Linked DNA regions of Homo sapiens: regions 2 and 3 are each linked to region 1. Evidence: read pairs that join two places in POLR2A ChIA-PET (ENCODE). Cell type or tissue: MCF 10A. All regions are shown on one strand. Region 1 has its middle 14 kb from the start of SRSF3. Region 2 overlaps CDKN1A (cyclin dependent kinase inhibitor 1A). Region 3 has its middle 8.2 kb from the start of PANDAR.

Evidence for each region. ChIA-PET counts read pairs that join two places held together with the same protein. Peaks named below come from ENCODE experiments on the same cell type or tissue, not always from the same donor. Only the 100,000 strongest peaks of a DNase experiment are listed, where the experiment ranks them.
Region 2: POLR2A ChIA-PET joins it to region 1 with 19 read pairs; 27 of 35 experiments call an interaction of 5 or more read pairs at or near these places.
Region 3: POLR2A ChIA-PET joins it to region 1 with 12 read pairs; 25 of 35 experiments call an interaction of 5 or more read pairs at or near these places.

What each region holds. Positions count from the first base shown.
Region 1 is chr6:36,606,957-36,609,456 of GRCh38, reverse strand. No RefSeq gene overlaps it. Among named protein-coding and RNA genes, the nearest start is that of SRSF3, 14 kb to the right of the region's middle. In MCF 10A, no CTCF peak of the experiment used is centred here; a DNase peak (open chromatin) is centred at 1,266.
Region 2 is chr6:36,681,271-36,683,770 of GRCh38, reverse strand. The region is part of intron 1 of CDKN1A (cyclin dependent kinase inhibitor 1A); the gene reads right to left. Among named protein-coding and RNA genes, the nearest start is that of CDKN1A, 3.8 kb to the right of the region's middle. RefSeq lists enhancers at 666-785, 1,066-1,185. In MCF 10A, no CTCF peak of the experiment used is centred here; a DNase peak (open chromatin) is centred at 1,090.
Region 3 is chr6:36,665,691-36,668,190 of GRCh38, reverse strand. No RefSeq gene overlaps it. Among named protein-coding and RNA genes, the nearest start is that of PANDAR, 8.2 kb to the left of the region's middle. RefSeq lists enhancers at 765-1,059, 452-1,233, 758-1,237, 1,234-2,015. In MCF 10A, no CTCF peak of the experiment used is centred here; a DNase peak (open chromatin) is centred at 950.

The DNA of each region.
Region 1 (2,500 bases):
GCTCCCTATAACAAGCCCTGGATTTGCTGTTGAGGCACCAGAGCCCTGCTCTGCCACTGTGTCCCTGTGTGACCTTGAACAAATCCACTTTCTTATCTCTAAACTAATAAGAATTTGGACTATCGACTCTGAAGCCCTTTCCAGTTTATCTACACCTGGTCCTGTAACCAAGTTTATAGTTTCAGCTCCATTACCACTGGGCTGCGAAGTTAGACAACTTGCCAAGCCCCTCCGAACTTAAATCTCTTCCTCAATAAATGGAGATGATCACATTAACCTTACTACTAACACCCTTTTGAATCATTTTATTCCTGTCAACTGCTGTCATACCCAAGAGCTGGCAGTGGCTCAGGTACCAGTCTTGGATGACAGAGTAAGTAAAAACCTTTCCTTCCACCCACTTCTGTTGAGAATTAATCAAAATTACTTGAGGAAAGGAATGGAGCTTTCTTCCAGGTCAATAGACTGCCAGCTGCTGTAGAGAGCTTGTTTTTGTTTTTTGTTGTTGTTTTTGAGACAGGGCCTCACTCTGTCACCCAGGCTGGAGTGCAGTGGCACAATCTCAGCTCACTGCAACCTCTACCTCCTGGGCTCAAAGCAATCCTCCCACCTCAGCCTCCTCAGTAGCTGGGACTACAAGCACATACCACCATGCCCAGCTAATTTTTGTACTTTTTGTAGAGACGGGGTTTTGCCATGTTGCCCAGGCTGGTCTCCTGAGCTCAGGCAATCCACCTGCCTTGGGCTCCCAAAATGCTGGGAAGAAAAAGAGCTTTAATTACCAAGTAAGTGATCACTTAAATTTGTCTACTTAACTTCGACCACTATTTTTTCACCAGCAACTCAGAAATAAGACACAACAGTCTCCTAACTTGGGCTATCATTTTTAAACAAGAGCTCATGAATCTCTGGAAGAAAAAAAAAAGAGACACACAGAGAAAAAAAAGGTTTGTATACTTTTCTCTGTAAAACTGAAAAGTCCTCCCTGTTTGATGTTTTGGGTTTGTTTTTTTTTTTTGAGACAGTTTCACTCTTGTTGCCCAGGCTGGAGTGCAATGGCACGATCTCGGCTCACTGCAACCTCTGCCTCGCAGGTTCAAGCGATTCTCCTGGCTCAGCCTCCCCAGTTGCTGGGATTACAGGCATGTGCCAACATGCCCGGCTTTTTTAAGTAGAGACAGGATTTCTCCACGTTGGTCAGGCTGGTCTCAAACTCCCGACCTCACGTGATCCACCCAACTTGGCCTCCCAAAGTGCTCGGATTACAGGTGTGACCCACAGCACCTGGCCTAAGGCAGATACTTTCAATGATTCAGTTCTTAGCCCTCCTTGTCAGTGTGTTCATACTCCAACTTACAAAGCACGTGACTTCTTCCAACCTCACTCTTTGAGGCCAATTTCATGTCAAATGGATTGCTATATATTGCCAACTGAAATCTAACCAAGACTGCCAGCTCAGTAAACCTGTCCTCATTAAACTCCAAGCAGCTAGAATGAGCGAGCCAGCCATTCATCAATGCACTCTAATACTCCCAACTTCTTGGCTTTCCTGTCAGTGTTAAAGCTGGACAAGTTATCTTATACACGCTTGTTCAAATACATGGCTAAAGGAAAGTAAAAAAAAACCAATCAGATTTGGACCCACTTCAAACTTAAATAAACCCTTTTATCTCTAAATCCTAGTGCAGTTTACATTCTCAACTGTTTCTGGCTCTAAACCCCTATTTCATGATTAAGGCATTTATTTCTTCCTCTTCACCTCAGATTGGTTAGTCTCTCCTTATCATTTGAATGTGAGCTCTGGAACTGGGATGGCCAGTTGCAGTGGCTCATGCCTATAATCCCAACACTTTGGGATTACAGCCAAGGCTGGAGGGGTCCTTGAGTGCAGCCTGGGCAACAGTGAAATACCATCTTATAAAAAACAGCCTGGGGCGGGGCGCAGTGGCTCACGCCTGTAATCCTAGTACTTTGAGAGGCCAAGGCGGGCGGATCATGAGGTCAAGACATCGAGACCATCCTTGCCAATATGGTGAAACCCGTCTCTACTAAAAAATACCAAAAAATTAGCCAGGCATGGTGGTGCGCACCTGTAGTCCCAGCTGCTCAGGAGGCTGAGACAGGAGAATCACTTGAACCTGGGAGGCAGAGATTGCAGTGAGCTGAGATCACACCACTGCACTCCAGCCTGAGTGACAGAGTGAGACTCCGTCTCAAAACCAACCAACCAAAAAGAAAACTGGGGTGAAAATGAATTGTTAAAGGTCAACAGCCTAAACTTGCACTCCAGTCAAACACAAATATTATATAGATTTTTCTTTCTAGATATTGAGCTGGTGTTGTGATTTATCACTGTATCCCAGTCAGTGTTTGTATCATGGACTTTTGACATGTAGGAAAATTATGAAACAATTAAATGACAAATCAACATTCCAATTTGTATTTGTAAAATACTTTCATTGAAAACATGGGTAGTTTTATCTAAACTAAAAATAAATGT
Region 2 (2,500 bases), 74 kb before region 1:
AGAGGTGTCCCTCATGGGTGTGAATGCCCCCCAAATATGTGTGAATTGCCAGAGTCCAGCAGTTTCCTAATCGCAGCCCTGGCCAGAAGGTCAATTCCCAAAAGAAGAAACAGTCTGACAGTTCCTCCAGCCTCCTAAGTCCCCCGACCCAGATCCCCAAGTAGGGTAACCCTGCTCTGCCAAGTAAAAGTACCCGGGACTTTGGGGCAAAAAGCACCCGGGTTGTGGTCCTAGCTCTGCCAGTTACTACGTAAGCTTTAAAAAGCCACTTAATGTCTCTAGGTCTCAGTTTCCTCATCCATAAATGGGGCCATGTACAAGTTTAAAGAGCATGGCTACAGACACATACTCAAGAAATTGATCACAGAGTCCATGCAGCAAGGCAGACAGAACAGAGCTGAATGAAAGGCTGTATCCTGGTGGTTAAGCAGGAGGGCTCTGGAGCCAGATCACCTGGGCTGGAGTCCAGGTTTTACTAGGTGACCCTGGGCAAGCAACTTAACTTGTCTGAGCTCTAGTTTCCTCATCTATAAAATGGGGATAGTAATAGTGACTGTCTCAGAGGATAGACATGAGAATTAACTGAGTTAATGTAGGTAACGTGCCAGCAGCACTTCGTATAGAGAAGTGCATTGAAAACAGAAGTATGATTATTCCTCTCTGCCTTCAGTTTTACTGAGCCTCCCCCCTATCACTTCCCCCTGCCAACTACCTCCTTCAGACAGCAGCTGACAGGTGCTGTAGGCTGAGGGCCTTTCCCAAGGATGTCGTCAGGCGGGTGGCCTAGGGGTAAGGAGGGGCCGGGCGGGGCAGCGCAAGGGATGATTTCTCCCAGGCTGAGCCACATCCTGCCAGGCACATCAGGTGATCTGAAGTCTAGACACCTGGCAGCCCCTGCCTCGTGTTGCCTGTGTCCAAGGAAACCGTTTTGCAGGCAAAAAGAAAATTAAAGGTGGCTGGTCTACCTGGCTCCTCTCCTCCCCCTTCAGGAGAGGGAAAACGGAGAGTGAGTTTGCCCATGAGGGAGCCCTGGCACCTACCTGCCTGCTCTGGCTTGACTCCAGGGCTGAGTGACTGCACGACCTTGGCAGCAACTGGATTTTCCTAGGGACAAGTCCCAACTTGCAGTTTCTGGGGGTGAAAGCTCTGCTGAGTCCTCATGAGGCAGGAAGCCCGGGACACATGCCACATCTGCTCCACCCCACCTCACCCCACTGCTTGTGATCAGTGGAGCCCACAGTTTCACGTCCCAGCTGGTTGGGAGAGGAGGCTCTTGGTAACTTCACACCAAGTTTAAAGGGCAGGAGATGGAAGAGATATGAGACTTGCCCCTGAGTCATACAGCTAAAAAGGCCAAAGGCCACTGCCCCATAAAGGGGTCACCCAGTACAGTGGACAGAGCCCTCAAATAACCTCTATCCACCCTCTGCTAGGCATGAGTTGGGATTTATTTATATATTTTTATGTTTGGGGGCTGTTCTAAGCAGTTTAAAAATATCAATCCTCCTAAAAAGTGGATATCTATTAGCTCCCTTTTTACAGAAGAGGCAACCAAGGCTCAGATAAGTTAAGTAACTTGCCTAACATCACACAGTTCATAAGTGGCACAGCCAGGATCTGAACCCAGGCCTGTTTGCCCTGAGTCCTGTGCTGTAGTATTGAACCCCACTCCCTCTCTAATTTTGAGGTTTCTTAACCAGAGAGGCCCATCACAATCACTTGGGGAGGCCAGGGGCAGTGGCTTATGCCTGTAATCCTAATACTCTGGGAGGCAGAGGTGGGAGAATCATTTGAGCCCAAGGGTCCAAGACTAGCCTGGGCAACTAGCTGAGACCCTGTCTCTACTAAAAATAAAAATAAATAAAAATTAGCTGGGTGGTTGGGTGCAGTGTCTCACACCTGTAATCCCAGCACTTTGGGAGGCCGAGGAGGGCGGAGCACGAGGTCAGGAGATTGAGACCATCCTGGCTAACACGGTGAAACCCCGTCTCTACTAAAAATACAAAAAAAAATTAGCCGGGCATGATGGCAGCACCTGTAGTCCCAGCTACTCGGGAGGCTGAGGCAGGAGAATGGCGTGAACCCGGGAGGCGGAGCTTGCAGTGAGCCGAGATCACGCCACTGCACTCCAGCCTGGGTGACAGAGCGAGACCGCATCTCAAAAAAAAAAAAAAAAAAAAAAAAATCTGGGCATGGGGGCGGGGGGATCACGCCTGTGGTCCCGGTTACTTGGGAGGCTGAAACAGGAGGACTACTTGAGTCCAGGATGGTGCCATTGCACTCCAGCCTGGGTGACAGAGTGCAACTCTGTCGAAAGAAAAGAAAGAAAGAGAGAAAGAGAAAGAAAGAGAGAAAGAGAAAGGAAGAAAGAAAGAAAGAAAGAAAGAAAGAAAGAAAGAAAGAAAGAAAAGAAAGAAAAAGAAAGAAAGAAAGAAAAAGAAAGAAAGAAAGAAAGAAAGAAAGAAAGAAAGAAAGAAAGAAAGAAAGAAAAAAAGAAAGA
Region 3 (2,500 bases), 59 kb before region 1:
GGCACAGGGATCACTTGAGCCCAGGAGTTAGAGACCAGCCTGGGCAACATGGTGAAAACCTGTCTCTACAAAAAAATACAAAAATTAGCCAGGTGTGGTGGTACACGCCTGTGGTCCCAGCTACTGGGGAGGCTAAGGTAGGAGCCCAGGAGGTCGAGACTGCAGTGAGCCAAGATTGTGCCACTGCACTCCAGTCTGGGCAGCAGAGTGAGACCCTGTCTCAAAAAAAAAAAAAAAAAAAAAAAAGGAGAGACACAGGAAACAGTGGCAATGGCTGCCTCTGGAGAGAGGAGCAGGTCCATTGTGTTACCCCCTCCAGGGCACCATTAGGAAGCCTGGGTGGACAGCACCCACCAGTGGAGTTGTGCTGTGCACAGCCTGTCTGTCTTGGGGTGTAAAGTAGGCTTATTCTTCTTAATATATATTTTTAAATCGTTAATACCATCTTAGATAATAATTAACACAATTAAAATACATATTCCAAGTGCCAGCCCTATCTCAACCCACTGAATTAAAATTGGATAAGGGTCTGCCGGCTGCACAAGTGTACAGATATTTTGAAAAAATCTCCCCAGGTAATTGAAAGCTCCCCACCCTCCATCCTCAAGGCTTGGGAAGCCTGATTTAGTCTCTCCTTGCACAGGCCCCTCTATCTCACTTCTAGAAGTCTCAACGGACCCTTTAACCCCTGGGAGACTGAGTGAACTAGGAATAGATTCTGCCACTGAACAGGGAGGAGGGAAGGAAGGAGTGAGCCAGGGTTTGGGGTAGAAAAGCTCATGGCTGAGTGAGCAGGAGGCCAGTTTTGCCTCCTGGGCAGTTGGGGCCTCCCACTTCCCTGCAGCCCTGAAACACCCTCCCCACACCCGTGCATCGCCTCGCATCAGCAACTCTGGCCGGCAGAGCTCCCGCTGGCCTTGCCCGGGCTTGTCTTTTGTTGCATTGTTGCATCATCATGCGGCCTTGCAGGGTGCCAGAAGAGTGAGCCACCCACTCACCACTGGAAGAAAACAGCTAATTATATCACCAAGAGACCCAGGGCATATGGTCACTCTCAGCTGGCCCAGCCTGTTTCTACTTGCTTTGCATGATTGTTCTGGATTTTTCAAAATAATAATAACTACCAACCAGGAAAAAAAAAAATCACCCCTGACTGTGGAGCGTGCTGCTGAAGTAGGAGCTTTAGTCTACCTGCTGCTCTAGGAGAGACCTACACAGCCCCCTGAGCTCAGAAAACAAAAAGCCAGACTCCCAGACTAGGGTTCAATAGACAAGTGGCTCTGAGAACAGGATACACTGGAATCAGCAGAATCCAAAAGACAAGCATTGCTTTGACAGCATCACAGTAATTTATTTTTTCCAAAATCTTTAAAATTCTATTTGTAGTTTAGTCAAAAGTGCAGAGCGTTTTGTTTGTCCATAGTTTCCTGTATTTATTTTTTCAGTAGATAATACATTCACATGGTCCACAGTCAAAAGATGCAAAAGGCTATTCAGTGAAAACTCTCCCTCCTACCCCTACCCTCCAGCTACCCATTTTCTTCCCAGAGGCTGTGGCTGGTGGCTTGTGTCCCCTTCCCACAGATAGTCTAAGAACATCCAGGTCCTTCAGCTGAAACCCTTGGGCACAGATGGGTTGCAGAATCTAGAACTTTTCCCATTTTAGACAGGTAATAAAGTGCATACAGCCTGTATTCCACAACACCAGCGGGCTCCGCCCAGGGTGAGCAGTCAGCCAGTTTGCCCCAGACTGTTCCAGTTCCATGTCCAGGGAACCCCTTCAATCCCAGGCAAACCAAGACAGTAGGTCCTGCTAGCTGTGGGCTGTAATGTATTCACACTAACAGGGACAATTAAAAACTGCAAATGGCTTCACATCCTTTTAGCTCTGGTTTTGCTACCAAATAAATTTGCCACAAACCAAAGAAAAAAGTTTTGGTTTCCAGAGCCTTTTGGATTTGGGAATTGTGGATGAGGGGCTGGGGACCTATACACAATATACATATATATTTTTAATCTGCTTGAATGGAAACACAGTGTTGGGCACATTGTTTTTGCACTCAATTTATCTTAGTGGCTTTCCACATCAGTACATAGAAATCCTGCCCTTTCCTTTTTACTGCTGCATTGGACTTCAACACACGGGTGAACATTTAGGATGTCTCTAGTTTTCTGTTATTACAAACACACATAGTTTTACAAGCAGCTAACAACATGGGGAGGGGGCAGAGGAGGAATGGAATCATTCTTTTTTTTTTTTTATTGGAGATGGAGTCTCACTCTGTTGCTCAGGCTGGAGTGTAGTGGTGCGAACTTGGCTCACTGCAGCCTCCACCTCCCAGGCTCAAGCAATTCTCCTGCCTCAGCCTCCCGAGTAGCTGGGATTACAGGTGTCTGCTATCACACCCAGCTAAAGTTTTTATATTTTTAGTAGAAATGGAGTTTCACCATGTTGGACAGGCTGGTCTCGAACTCCTGACCTCAGGTGATCCACCCGCCT